Regions from separate parts of the Homo sapiens genome. Here region 1 is linked to region 2. Evidence: chromatin loops called from intact Hi-C (ENCODE). Cell type or tissue: endothelial cell of umbilical vein. All regions are shown on one strand. Region 1 overlaps NLGN1 (neuroligin 1). Region 2 holds the start of LOC105374225 (a long non-coding RNA gene).

Region 1 (8,000 bases), 270 kb before region 2:
TAAAAAGAATGTCAGTACGGATAGAAAGACAGGGATACGTGTGGAAGAAAATGTGACACATAATGAATAACTCTTGAATGAGGGACAGAAAAACAGTAAGATGAAAACTTACTTATTCTTGTGATCAATGACTATATACTGATGGCCACAAAAGAGTGAGATTTCTTTGGAAAAGAATACAAATAGAAGTCTGGAAAATAGAAATTGAGTCTAGAGAAGTAGGAAAGTCCTGGAGTGAGCCAAGAAATTGGAGAAGGGAGTTTTTACAGTCAGTAATAGGGTCTTTATAACTATTTATGGGGCAGAGAGATTGAGAAGAGTAAACTCTGAGAAAGACCATTATGTTAGGCAATGAGGGGATGAATGTATAACCTTATCAAATAGTCCTGTTAGGTTTGGAGGGGGTGAAGGCAGAGGCAGGAGAGGGCAGTTTGACCGTATAGTAGTAGAGAGAAGTACAGTACATAAACAAGGTCTTAAATATAGTAGAAAATGTAAGAATAAAGATAACTTTGTTAACTATTTGATCATTTAATTTTTACAAATCTAATGAGGTAGATATAATCCCCATCATACAGACGGGAAAAACAGGACACAGATAGACGACATATTTTATCTACTGTTACATAGCTAGTAAATAAAAGAGACCCCAGGCACCTCACTCAGGAATACATATATTAAGTGCTCTTCTTTTATTTCTCTATATAAATTTAGTTTTGTGGTAAAAAAAAAAAAAGTTCAATTAAGGTGGCAAGAAAAACCTTAGCAACTGCATGCATGAACACAGTATTGTGTCTGCTCGTAAGGGGTTGTGGGATTGTGTAAACTGAGATCAGCACAGATGCAGCAGAGGGCTTATGCTGAGTACTCATCACAAGAAATAGGACAGGAACAAGTTGACAGAGTAAGTATAGTTTATGTATTTGAACTTAACAATAGCAGGGATTTCCTACATGACAGAGTCATATATATTACATTTCATTGGTACATTCATTTAATGAATATTTATTGAACACCTACTACATGCCAGGCACTTACATTAGAATCTAGAGATACAATGGGAAGCAATACACACGAGGTCCCAGAAATTATGGATTTTCCAATTAGTAACACTTAAAGGGATCATCAGCAACTTTATAAGGAATGGAACTAAACATTTGATATTAGAGGTCATAGATTATAATAAAACTACCTTCATAATTAATGGGACATACAATTCAAGGAAAATCATTACACCTCTGATATCCCAGTTTGTTCATCAATGAAACAGAGATCAAATTATAAGACTATTATATCCTTGGATAAAAGGTACATTGAAGAGGCAAAGTCACATTAATAAATGAAGATAGCATATAATACTATTTAATAAGAAGAAATCTTCATTTTATTTTCATTAGGGAAATATTAATTACTGGATTTGACCCAGACGGACTTGTTATCTTAAATATATCAAATAATCTTTAGAGGCTTTTATCATTTCCTGCAGAAGTAATAAAGATATAACTTGTAAAATCAGAAGTTAATTAAATAAAATCTATTTTATAGTAAAATGATGTTATGATTGAGATTTAACACGAACGTAATTTAAGACATTGTTATGACTCTCCCAGTAACTGTACCTGGCCACCCTTCATCCTCTCTCTCTATATAACATTTTACTCTGTTTAAACAATAGATGCTAATCTGATGCTTTTACATTTTGATAATTTCTATTCCATTTTAAAGTTTAAGAAGAAATATTGTTTTTCCAATTGCTTACCAAATTATCATCTTTGCATTCAGAAAATAACCAACTAAAAAGAAGCCAACATAGATCCACAGAGATTCTTCTTCCACATTTATCTAATTTCGTTAAATAGAATTACTATATTAGTAAATGAGAGTCCAAGAATGTTTTTGTTTTAGCAGAGCACAACCTTGGGTTTGACCATTTGGGTCAGTTACTTAAGGATAAAAAAAGATATATAAAATTTGAAGATACTACACAACATGGAATGATAGCTGTTGCAAGAAGTGACCGAATCAAGATTCAAAATTATCTTGACAAATACTAACAAGCTACTATAAATCTACACAACGGATAACTTGACAAACAGGCTTTTACTTTCAAAATATCAATTGTGTAAGCCTAGTTTTGTAGAGAATCCTATTAGCAAGAATTCATGGGAAATTATCTGATAGTTTGTATTAATAATATAATTTTTAAATGATTCTAACTAATGTTAATAAAGATGTAGTAATAACAAAGCTAACAGGAATCTTTGGGCTACACAAATTGAAGTTCAGATTCCAGATCACTGGAAGTGATCACTGCTTGTGGATCTGATGCTCGATTCAATTCAGAGAACCATATTTTAAGTGACACTGAAAAACAAAACCCAATCCACAGACATGGAAAAAGAAATTGCAGAACTGCATGTGGATTATTTTAACTCACTTATAAAGTTTATTCCAGCATTAAGATTCTGTGATTTCATGCAAAATAGATACCACTATAGAGTACGCTTTCATCAAACAAATCTGATTAAATGCGTTACATATCACATATAATCTTTGATTATAGACTACAGTACTTCTGAAATCTGAGTTTTGCATTGAAAATTATTATTATTTCGATACATTCAATTGCAAAAAAATACCAGTCCTTATCATATTAACCCAGGGGAAGGCATCTAATCATTTAGGATTTGCAGATAAAATAGATAAAGGTCCTTTCCTCAAGAGTCTAATTTTCCATCTTTCTTTAAAATAAAAACAAATCCTATTTGTACACCGAAATATACAGAGAGAGATATGTTAGAGTTTTTAAAAATTCTTTCTTATTCTTGTAGAAAAATATATCTATTGAATTAAAATCTTTTAAACTTGTTTTCAGGCTAAGCAGGATTTAGAATATGAAATAAAGAGTTTCCACAGATCATTTGGTTTGAATGTATATCTTGACTCCATAATTTACAAAAGTGCTTCTAAATTTTAATGTGTGTACAATACACCTACGTATTTTAGCGGGCCTCATATTATGTATTTCCGGCAATCTCCCAGGTGATACTAATGCTACTGGTCCATGGACCACTCATTAACTGACAAGGATTTAATAACTTTGCTTCAGTGAAGCTATCAATTAAATTCAAATAATGCCTGCCAAATATATCAGGTAAAGTGAAATAAGTTATTTTCATAAAAAGAAAATAACCTTTGCAATAGTCACTTTCTTGCAAGTCCATAGCCCCTCTGATATTATTCTTCTGAATAATGTCACTATTATTCCTTTTAAACACTATTATTCCTTCTTTTTTTCCAGCTCCTCCACCTCAAAGTGTGAGATTCTCTCTGAACAAAGATAAGCTTGTTTCTAGTTAACTCATTGCCACCCAGCCTCACTCATCCTCAACTTTCTGCTATCTTCCTTTGGTATGATTCTCAACTCTTTTCTGCATGCCTTTGAAGTCATCTATATACTTCTCTAATTTCTCTCTGCTAAAGCATTGACAATTGATGGATAAATGGACTACTCACGACTTTATCCTGACCTAGCTTAAAATCTTCACTTACAAGTATAAAAGAATTTCTACTTGCAATGAATAGCTTGCAGCTGCCTGACCCTAACAAAGTCACAAATAAGAGAAATTGGAGCAGCACCAGTCTGTTTTACTACTACCTCCACTTTTCCCTCCATTTTTTTTTCCCCCAGGGGGTGCTATAGAATGACTTCTTTGCCAGGCAAAAAAATTTCACTAGAAATTCACTGTGGTTTTTAACATTTGTCAGTTTCCAAGAGATACAAACTAAAGGTCAATTTCATACATTGTTCTACCTATTAGCTATTTCATGAGGGGCAGCAGTTCTCAACTTGTGGTACCACTAGAATCATCTGAGAAGTATTAAAGAAAAAAAAGACTGATTCCCGGAAGTGTTAAAAAATATGGATTACAGTAATTACTGATTACAAGTCATTAAGTAAAAATGATTCACTTAACATTTTAAGTGTTAAAAAATACTGATTTTAATCCGAGCATGGTGGCTCACACCTATAATCCCGGCAGTTTGGGAGGCCGAGGAGGGTGGATCACTTGAGTTCAGGAGTTTGAGACCAGCCTGGCCAACATGGTGAAACCCTATCTCTACTAAAAATACAAAAATCAGCCGGGCATGGTGGTGGGCAACTGTAATCCCAACTACTCAGGCGGCTGAGGCAGGAGAATCACTTGAACCGAGGAGGCGGAGGCTGCACTGAGCTGAGATCGTGCCACTGCACTCCAGCCTGGGCAACAGAGCAAGACTCCATCTCAAAATTAAAAAAATACTGATTTCAACCTCCTTCCCCATAAGAGTCTCATGCCTTTGAGTAGGGCCCTAATCTTGTTTTTTTTTTTTTTTTTAAATCTGTCTAGGTGATTCTGTTACCTTAACTTTTCCTACTTTCATCCATGACTCCCATATTTCTATGGCATCTTTTTATCCATGTCATAGCATTTCTTTCTACATCAGAGTTTCCGAAGTGCAGCTCTATGGTCATTTGGGACTGGAAAATTATTTGTTTGGAGGTTATTCTGTACATTATAAGATGTTTTTACATGAACCATCTCCAGAAATTGGCAAATGTCCCCTAACAAGCAAAATTACATTGAGGACCACTGCTGTACATCATCATCATCATCCCATTTCCTTGTCACCACCACCATCATCATATTAACCAATGCTTTCCATATGCCAGATACTCAGCTAACTGTTGTACATGGATTATCTGTTTTATTTAATCCTCAAAATATAGTAATGAGGTACATATTACTCTATTGATGAGGAAACAAGGTCAGAGATGCATGGGTGCAGAATATAAACCAATATATGTCTGCTTTTGACTCAGGGGACTATCCTCTTAACCCCTACAATACATTTTACTTTGTAGACTTTTAGTTACTGATCTTTTCTCAAGACTGCAAGCATTCTGGAAGTTTATCACATAATGACTTAACTTCAATTCCTGACACAGAGTAGGTGCTGAATTAATATTGACCAAATTAAATGGATCTAAAGGTGAGTTTATGTTTCTTATCCAAAACTTACTTCTATTCCCAATTTTCTGATTTTTTTTTTTCAAAGAAAAAAATCTGTTTCTAACTCTAGTACTGAGTTGTCATTTAATCTCCCTCTCGCTGACCCTCTCAGTGTTTAGTCTGTCTTGCAAGCCCAACACTTTTCTGGTCACCTCAGACCTTTGAAATTAAACCAGAAAATTTTAGCTTTGCAATTCAAAAACCCATTTCAATTTTGCTCTCATCTGTTCTTCCCTTTCTCTCCATGAAAAATATTTTAGAATGTTTTTTCAAAAGTCTTTTGCTGATGCATTCTCTGTACAATTAAATCTTTCATTTGCACCCAACATGCAAAGTAGAATTGAATTGTCTGTGGAGGTGGGTGGGGAACAGGCAGTGTGCACTCAGCTGGAGTACCACACCATAGACAATACACATGGAGTCCTTGACTGGGCTCCCGGGATAACCTGGGATTCAGAGAAAGTCAGGAGAAGACCAGTGTCCACCCATCTGCCCACTCAGCAGAATTTAATTCTGGCCCACTGCTAATCTGACACATGTCTGGATATGGACATGTTGTCACAATGAAGAAGTCAAGTCTTACCTTTTCTCTCTTCATTTCATGTATGTATTTAAATCTATCCATTACTTAAGTTCAACTAACCTCATGAATTCATCTTTACCATCCTCCAGCAAAGGATGGTAAAGCCTTCTTGCCCTCATTGTGTGACTTTCACATTTGATGCTTTATACATTTCACATTACACAAGATGCAAAGATAATTTCTTAATTAAAATACTAAAATTTTATTAACTAACCTTGATTTACTCAACTTCCTGGATTAACTATGGCTCTCTGTTACCTTTTTAAAACCTACTGACTGCTTTTCAATACCTACAGAATCCAAAAGAAGGTAGGATTCGCTCTGATTCATCAACTCACCTTGCCTCCATACCTGGAGTTGTCTGCTTGCGAAAACTATTCCTGACATTGTTTATGCCAGTTGAATTTGTTACATATATAAATTAATTATTTCTTATAAAGATGAAAACGAATGTGAATAGAGCATTTGCTATGAAAACTAAGTTAAATGTTACGGAAAAATTCAAGTTGCTGTAAATTGGATGTGAAGGTGCAAAAATTATAAATAGAAATTCCTGATGAGAAATTTTCTTTAAGGTTTTACACTAAAAAAATGGAACCTGGAAATCTGTAGTCAGGGTATTATAGATGAGAAACAAGGAGAGGAACCATCATCAGTGGACCAAGTCACAAACGAAAATACTCAGTCTTGCATCAAAGATTGGTACAATAATATGTACTTGCCTGTTTCAAAATAATAAAATGTTTAAGGTATCCACCACGTAACTCCTTATTATGATTCTTTGCTTTGATGGGCTTTGCAAGATCTAGTTATACCAGAAAAAAAAAAACCTGTTTGTTATTTCTTCAAATTAATGACTCTAGAAATTCAGGCAGTTACTACATTGTTTAACGCAAATTTTTACTCTTCTTTTGAAAATGCTGTTGTACTTTGAAATGTTTTGCCCAGTTTACTTATTAGTAACATGTTTTCACTCTTCAAGGGTGGATTCAGGTCTTTAGAATCTTTCAATTGAAAGGTCAATTGAAGCTACTTTTGTGAATAAAATAATGGTCACACTGGGTAATACCAGCTTTGGGCAAAATGTGGTATAACTAGAAAGGAAACTGATGCCTTTGTCTTACAAATTGTTCCTGCAGGCAAATGAAGAAGTAGCTTCCCAAAATGTTATTAGGACTTTGTTAAAAATGAAGTGGTGGTTGGAGAATAAAGGTCAGTATTTTTTTCCAAACATATTCTATGAAACTTCCATTATTTGTATCATCTAAGTCTCAGCAATTTTCCCATTATTACAAGATGTACGGTTGAAATTATATTTCTGGTTTTTTACAACATATATTTAGAGGTATCAAAGGTAAAATCATTTCCTAGAACTCCTCTAATGTTATTTATGACCAAGTACTTCAAATGAAATTCAGTCCTAGAATTTTTAAAGCCTTGCTGAGTAGAAGTTGGAAAAAAAAAATATCATCTCAAAGCTTTCTTGAAAACTCCTTGAAATCATTTTGGGGCAAATTGTTCTTGTGTTCTGGGAAAACCACCAAGAAGACCTTCTATTATGAGAATATAAGCAGTCATCTTCTTTGAAAATGGATGAGACTTTTATTCAATTGTAGCTCTAAGGAGCTCATCTGTTCTGTCAAGTAACAAAGAGGTTATTTTATGGAGCATCTAGAGTTTCACTGTCCTTCTAGAGATACTAACTCCTGTAGAGAAAAGTTTCTAAGTTGGAGAAAGCATGCTCTATGCCTGAAGATTATTGCTGATCCTTATAGAAGTAAGTGTGTTTCCTTTGTTGGTGTGTGCGACTACGGCTAAGAGTTTAGACACTGAAGATGAGCAGGTGAAGGAATTATTTGAAAAGGATGTTTATTAGACTATAATGGGTAATAACACTTTCAGACCCAAGTGATGGCATTCAGCATGAAGTTGGAGGGTGCATGTAAGTGAATAATGTGCAGAGCTCCGAATCACACCAATATTTCAGGGGTTGATAGCTTTGAGATAACTGGAATCAGCATGACCACTGGTATCCTGAAAGGAGCAGTCATAGAACAGGGAGTGACTCCCTCATGAGAATAAAACAGTGCAAGTAGACTTATGAGAATAAAGTCTCATACATTTTATTGCCTCCTGAGAAGAAAGCAGTGTAAGTAGACTTAATTCTTAACACATGGCAATGTTTTGAAGACTGAAACAACTGAATTCTAGGCAATTAAATTCCTAGTGGGCAAGGAAGAGATGAAAGTATCATAATTTGGGCTTTAATAAAAGTGATGTTTTTTATTTGATACACATAATCAAGTGAATCCTGACATTGAAGGTACATTTTATTGTTTCTTCTTAATTTATTTGAGCCACAT
Region 2 (8,000 bases):
AAAATGGGTTCTGTTTAGTAATATTACTATAATTAGAAAGATTCTTTGTAAAAATTATCAGCCATTTTAGAGTAGGTAAAATGAAATAATAAGTAGAACATCTCTGATTTACTGCCACCATTAAAATCTCAGCTACATTTTGAAACTATCTGCACCAATATTGCTCATAATTAAACAGAGGTATTATGCAAATGTATATAGTTTTAATTTATCAATAATGATCAATTTTGGCCAACATTAGTGGGTAGGTATATGAAAAATATAAATATATATTTCTACTTTGAAGTCATAATCATATTGTAAGTGAATTGGGTTTAGATTTTAAGGTTATTTTACACTTTAATGGTTTACTAGCACCTTTAATATTTTGTAGGTACTTGAATTTCCAAGACAAAATTATTTTTTTTTTATCTGCAATGGCTCTTTTCTCATACTGCAACCCTCTCCAAGCCTCCCTTCTAAAAAGATGGAGGACTTCATCAGAAGTCACAAAGGAACAATTTTTGTTCAGAAATAAAAAACAAGTCAGAAGGCTGAATCTCATCTTACAACTATGTTCTGGTCCCCTTCTATGTTTATATTTCCCCTCCATTTTTTTTGATATTGGTTCTGCATAGCCATCTGTAAAGCATATTCCCCTGGACTTCATGCTTCCCAGAACATTACACACAAACTGTGCATATGTTTTTCCTAAACTTAGTGATCACATTTGTAGGACTGGTGGAAGGAGAGTGGGGGACGGGAAAAATTTCCTCCTTTCTTACGCACAGAAATCAATCAGCAATTTCACTTCTGTGAGTAAGAAGTGGAGAAAGGAAGAAAGGAGAAAGAAAAGAAGGTAGGTAGAAAGCATTCTCACTTCTATATACTGTATTAAGTAGCCAACATAAAGCTAGAAACGAATCAAGCTGAATTCATTTTTACTCTATTCTCACAATGCTGTTATCTTGTCTCTAACCTAGGGCATCCACTTCCTTCAGTCTGTGCCTACCTCCCAAACATGAAGTCTTCCAACTTTTCTGTGCTTCCATCTGCTTGGTGTCTGCCTGAGAAAGAGGTTTCTAAGAGCTACTCCAAAAACCAAAATCACCCTCAAGGAAAGCATGAAGATACAAAGATAAAATATATATTTTTATAACATGTTTGAATGACTCACAACACAAAAAAGCATTTCAAAATGCCACCTGTAATTGGAAAAATAATATTTATATGCAAAAGGTATTTTAAAAAAATTATGTGAATGTCACCAGTCCCTTGTGCAATATGAGTCAACTTTGGCCCTAAGAGTGACAAGTCTAACCAAATTGTCAATCTTTAATGTTATTTCAAGACCCTAGGCAGAAAATTATTACACAGCCTCCTGTGAAAAAGGAATAACAAAAATAGCAAAAGCAAATTTCATCCCCAAAGGGACTCTGCTCCTCTCCAAACTTATCTCTATGCAGATTTGAGACAGAAGAGTTGGCCTGGTATGCAAGAAATCAGCCAGCTGACAACAGCTTTCTATGTTGCAGAAGAATGAGAAGTTAAATGTATTTCATGAACCAGTAAGAAATTTTAGTCTTATAAACTTGTAAGAAGGGTCTTTTTCCTAATCCTTTGAGTTTGATTTGCAGCAGTCTGAAATGTGAGAAAGAATTGCTTCATTAGTATTTTACATTGCTCTTCTCTTCTCTATAAATTCAAGTGGCCAAAGATGTACTGGGAAAAAATAAAAGTGTTTCAGTAGTTCCATGTGCAAGGGAGAAAAGGAATGAAAATAAACTCCCACGTATTAAAACAACAAAATATTCACTTTTTGGACTAAATATTGCTAGAACTTTGCATTTTGGTTGTTACTTTTTAAAACAGTAGTTGGAATTTGAGTGAATCATCTTACTTTTTGTATCTTATGCCCATACATAGTTACAGGAACCTGGAAACTGGAATATTACTATGGACATGCAAATTAATAGAGCTCATAAGGGCAACTGAAGTTCATTCCCTTCTTCAGAGTCCTAGTGGACCCTTATTTGCATAGCTGGATTTATAACTGACAAATACTGCATTAAGTTTAATTCTTAAAGGAAAAAGAAAAACCTTTGCAGAGAAGAATGTTGTGCCACATTAGTCATAAAGATGGAGACCTGTACATAATCTAAGAAAAGATCCATTATTCCATGCTCTTTATTCTGCCGTTGCTAATACCAATTGTCCTGATCACTTTGAGTCAGAGTTCAGAAAAAAGCAATTGCAATAATTTGTTGAAGATATTAACTTTGTCAGGGAAAATTCCTACTGAGGAAAAATAGAAGAAAAAGAGTTTCTTAAGGGGAAAAATGTGATTTATTCAGATTGCTTGTTACTAGTGAATTAATAAGGCCAGGTGCAGTGACTCATGCCCATAATCCTAGCACTTTGGAAGGCAGAAGCAGGAGGATTTGCTTGAGGCCAGGAGTTCAAGACTAGCCTAGACAACATAGTGAAACCTCATCTCTACAAAAAATAAAAAATAAAAAATTAGGTGGCTGTGGTGGCACACTCCTGTAGTCCCAGCCACTTGAGAGACTGAGGCAGGAGAACGACTTGAGCCCAGGGGTTTGAGGCTACAATGAGCTATGATTGAGCCACTGCACTTCAGCCTGGGCCACAGGGTGAAACCCTGTTTCTAAAAAAAAAAAAAAAAAAAAAAAAAAAAAAAATAGAATTATCCACAGAATCTAATTATCTGATATAATTCTCAATAGACTGAAAACACAACATGCATGTCACTTTAGGAATATACAGTGTTTATTATCTTGAACTAAAATGTCAGAAATGTGATCAGCCAAATAAATTAGGCTCTAAGGCCTTAACATGATCATAATTCTAAAGCCATCAATATTATAAAACCAAATGTTATTAACAAAACCAATAAAGGAATTTCCTAAAATGAAAAAATGTAATTATAAGATGCTTTCTGATTATTTCTGCAGGAATAGCAGACATCCAGGACTTTCATTAGCTTTAGTATTTAATAATTAAAATATAACCGCAAAGTCTACTTGATGTGCTCACAGAAAGAAGTAACACTAGATAACCGGTAATATTATATCTTTTGTCATTTGATATGTCAAATGACATAAAACCTAGTCATTTAGGTTTTATGCTCATTCACTAGATTTAGTACATCTAAACTGAAAATGCACTATCCATCAAACAATGTTTTTATTTTCTTGTTGAATTTGGTGGTATGGACAATGCTTTTTTGCAGGAATTTTTACACAAACAGTGTTCCTCCCCCGTGACAAATGTCAAAGGCCATAATTTTATTACCTTTGGGACCATATGCATTTTTGAAGACTGAATAAATTAGTCACTATTAAGAGAGCTGCATTCTAATACACAGCAAAAATGGTTTATATACAGAAGAGTGAACTTGAAAAGTGGTGTCATAAACATGCACCAAGATTTCAAGGTGAAGTTAGGAACCTCCTTGAATCTTACCCAGGAGAAAAAGTGGTACACTTGCAGGCAATATGCCTGAAGCTCTCCTGGAACAGTATCTTCCACTTTCACCACCCAGGCCCTCTGTTGTGGAGAAAAGAGTGTATCCTTCCTCCCTGACAGTACAGCTGCTGAAAGCTACTGCAGAAAAGGGAACAATGATTAGAGAAAAGGGAAAGGGAAAGAGAGAAGGAATGAAAAGGCATTAAGCTTATCAATTCCAGTGATAATTCAGAAGCTCTAAATGAGATTTTCCTTCTAAAATGTAATTACCCCTATAAAATAGAAAATAAGAACAACCATTCCTGAAAGTTTTGCAAGATTTTCAAAAAAATATCTATTCTAAATGCATTTATAACTCAAGCACCACCTGCTGGTTCAAATTGGATCTTCCCACTCACTCAACAACTCCAATCAGCCAAGAAGACAATTCAAGTTTTCATAGGAATGAAGCAAGAAGACTACTGATTTTTAAAACCAGATTTAAGTTGTTTTGCTAAAATGTATAACCAGCTTTATATTTCCATCTCGTATTTAAACCAAAAACATTAAAAATGTACTGTTATAAAAATTGAAAGATAATTTTTGATATAAAAGGTATAATCTGTACATACCATATTTGTATATATTTCTGTGGTTCATCACCAATACTCTCATTAACTACTGTTACAAACATTATCTTGCTAATGTTTATTTTTATTATCATAATAATTTTATAATACATGAAACTTTCAAATATCTTAATAAAAATAAACTGATATGTTTTACCACACAGACTAAATAAACATCTACTAATAAAAGTCACTATCAAATGAAGAGGCTTGTAGAAATGACTCACTGTAATTTAGCTAGTTACCTTTTCCAGTTCTTCAACAATGAAAATTTAATTCTTTGAGAATGTGTCTTAGAATTAGGTCACTGAATCAATTTTGCATTTGTTTAAAAAACCGTCACTTTTTGCCTCTTTCACAGAAAAACTAACCTAAACTAAAATAAAAATAACTATTTTCACTGTAACTACTGAAATATACAGCTGGTTATCTCATGAATGAAACTGCAACTACCCACCCCGAACCCAGCCGCAAAGTGTCCCTGTTACATAAATGTTTCTAATGTATTAAAAGCAGCTATGTGCAGCACTTACAGACACGGCCTCAAAGCCTAACTAGTAGCAGCATCTTAGGGCTACATTAACTGTGTATCCTAGGCAACCAAGTCATGGCTAAAGCATCACAGTGTTTGTTTAAAACGTGATGTGGAAAGCAATCAGAGGAGCTTCAATTCCAGGGAAATTCCTTTTCAATGTAAGCCTCACACTGTATCAGAGTGGTGCTGTTTGCACCATTATAATTAAGAATGTGTCACCATATTCATTATTTTCAAGGTTTTGTAACTCAGCTGTAAAAAATTAGTCATAGTAATTAAAAGATGGAAAACATCTAGTTATGCTAAGATGTCCTACTGGGGCATTTAAGGTCCTAGTGAAGGGGGTTTAAGCAATTTAAATGAGAGATAATATTTTATCTTAACTACCTTAAAATACTATCCTAACCACTGGTATATTAGAGGTATGTTTGAAAATAATTGTAAACAACAATTTAGTTTGTACTTTTCTTAATAAAAATATACATCATCTATTTTAACACCATAATGATTATGATTTTATTCCTCAGTGAGTTTATCTTTTCATTACTCTGTTAGCAAAGAGCAGTATTGTTCTTTACAAAAAATGTCTTTTTAATTTTTTGACCACTTCCTGAACTCAGTCATAATACAAGAACCTAAATCCATCTCATTTTGCACATCTCCTTTATATATTTATATTTCTATGTAAATTATAGGTACAGAATATTGTTCTAGGTGAATTATTTTTTAAACAGAATTTGTATTTTTCTTTTTTTGGTTTCCTTATGCAATAATGAAAAATGTTTCTCATGCTGTTTTTCAGATTGAAGAAGGAACCTGAATTTTTTAAAACAAAAGGAAGCAGTAATTGTGGTAGAGAAGAAAGGATAACTAACCTTTACTGAGAGCCTGCTGTAATAGCTACACAATACTATTTATCACATATTTATTTCATCTCATCCTCTCAATAGTTCTGCAGAAAAGGTAGTATTTCCCATTTCATAATGAGGAAACTCACAATATTAGTGGGACCTGGATCCAAAGTCCTAATATTTTATACGATTTGTGCATTTCCAAAATAAAAACTTGAAATTGAATACAGTCCATCTTATATTTAAATGATTTTACAAAATATTAGAAACAAAATTATAAAGTAACTCCATCTTTCTTTCCATTCTTCAGATTTTATTGCTATGTTTCATGGTCATGTTTAATTAACAAATGTATACAACTTATCAGAACTCAAGAATAAAATGAAACTAAGGGTTTCAAAAACCTATTTCCTTTAAAAATCTGGTAATAACACAACTTACATTATGCATAAAATAGTACTAAATTTTTCCCTAGAAAAAGAGAAATTGTCATCTAAGACTCTATGTGAATGATATCGGAATGAAAACAGTCACAGATTATACGGTAAAATTATTCTGCAGAGCCGCTCCAAGAGACAGAATAGCCCCTTGGTGATGGCCAAGGGATTTCTCAAGGCACATATCATGGCCTCTTTGAAGCCTTGCCCAGATTGATACGTTTGCTTTCTCTTTAAAATTCTGAAGTTAGAAAATATTATTTCCTCAATTATTTTCAAAGAGAATATATCAGAGATTTTATTATCTTCTACAGGTGCTCAAATCTGATGTTCCGTAAGTAAGCTTTAAACATTTTGTTCTATTTAAAAGAAAGACCTTTTAATAAATAACTATATTTTGTTTTTATATTGGAATAGTTGAGAAAACAATTTGCCTATTTCCTCATTTTTTTATTTGCAGCGTGTGAGGAAAAAAAGATATGAATTACTTAATACTCTCATTTCATATGGAAAAGACAAGGCAAACAATCAAGGCATTAGATAAGTGCTGTCCAGTACAGTGACCACTAGCTACTTGAAGCAGCTATTGAGCAACCTGAAATGTGGTTAGTCTGAAATGAGTGTAAAATACCACTGAAATTTCAATGCTTAGAATGAAAAAGGTGTAAAAATCTCATTTTCACAATGATCGCTTGTTGAAATGATAATATTTTGGAAATAAAATATGGCCATTTACCTATTTTACCTATTTCTTTTCTTTTAGTGTGGCTACTAAAAAATTTTAAAATTACATATGTGGTGCAAATTTGTAGCTTTCATTCTATTTTTGCGGGGGGGGGGGAGCGGTGGGGCAGTAGTGTGTTAGACCTCAAAACATGAGGCATGAAAGTTTAGATCTGAAATCACTGATATTATCTACAAGATATTTCCTACTACAATTTTGTTTTACTCTTTCTCTTGTATCCTGGTATTTCCAATATAATTGATAAATTTATATATAATCATGTATATTGATATATAATAATATATAAGCATATATGCACTGAACTCCTTCCAATGTTATATTTTCAATATCTAAAATAATACCTGGTCAATAGTAGGCACTCAATAAATAGTTTTTTTTTCTGTATTTCGAATTAATGCATTTTTCTAGCACCAAACACAAGTCAGAGATAGAGGGCAAAAAGAGGAAATTCTGCCTCACTGACCTATTCAGAAACTTTAAGTCCCATAGGTGAAATATCTGAAACAAATAGATATGCAAATGTAAAATGGAATTTTTGAAGCATTTGACAGAATATGGAAATTGGTAATCAGTAAAAATTTTCTATGATTGGATTACAGAACCACCAATGTATGGGTCCCACCACATACACATTTATATTGTGAGTGACCTGGACATTTGACAATGCATTCACCTTTAATATATACAACTATAACAATAAAGCTATTTTTAAGCTTTTATCAATGCTGTCAATATTTCTCCGTAAAAATTAAACTTAGCAATGTTATTCTTTTACAAGCAGCAGAAATTCCACGTTGCAGATTTGCATTCCATCAAAGGCATTATAATAAATTAAGAAGAATCATTAGAAAAGCTTACAATTTTGCATATTGCTTCACCAAGACTTCAAATCTGTGTAAGTGTGTGTATTTTAAACCATCCACGCAACTTATGTCCCTGGGTAAAATAATTTTAGAGATTACAAAAATCTTTAGATACCAAAGCCTAAAGAATTAGGATAGATGGAAACAAAATGAAGTTATTGTAATGCCCAAAGACTCAGAGGCTCACAGAAGACCAAGGAGTCTAAACATAGGAACAAGAAGTATTATCTGGGTTAGGAATCCTTGATCCATTGATGAATCTGAACTCAACAAAAAGTGTTTTGTTTTGTTTTTCGAGAATTTTAAAGCTGAAAATACATTTTCTGGGAATTGCTCAGCAGTGGATGGAATGACTGAGAGATAACTTGCTTGGTGGCTCTTAAGTCCAACTGATATTTTAAGAATCCTGGTTTCAAAAATTACTACCAGTATGACCTGGGTTTATAAAACCCCTCAAAGTCTTAGTGTTTTCATTTTAAAAGTATATGACAAT

Evidence for each region. Hi-C counts contacts between places; a loop is a spot of excess contacts. Peaks named below come from ENCODE experiments on the same cell type or tissue, not always from the same donor. Only the 100,000 strongest peaks of a DNase experiment are listed, where the experiment ranks them.
Region 1: it touches region 2 in a loop (8-fold over the local background); 6 of 110 quality-filtered maps call a loop at or near these places.

Annotation. Positions count from the first base shown.
Region 1 is chr3:173,998,434-174,006,433 of GRCh38, reverse strand. All of the region lies in intron 4 of NLGN1 (neuroligin 1), which reads right to left. Among named protein-coding and RNA genes, the nearest start is that of NLGN1-AS1, 82 kb to the right of the region's middle. In endothelial cell of umbilical vein, a CTCF peak has its summit at 3,646 (motif pointing right); no DNase peak of the experiment used is centred here.
Region 2 is chr3:173,729,063-173,737,062 of GRCh38, reverse strand. The region is part of intron 3 of NLGN1 (neuroligin 1); the gene reads right to left. It overlaps LOC105374225 (a long non-coding RNA gene), which reads left to right and starts at 1,139. Exons shown (of 2, transcript XR_924728.4): 1 at 1,139-1,218; 2 at 5,414-5,687. In endothelial cell of umbilical vein, a CTCF peak has its summit at 3,843 (motif pointing left); a DNase peak (open chromatin) is centred at 3,842; H3K27ac peaks cover 411 bases.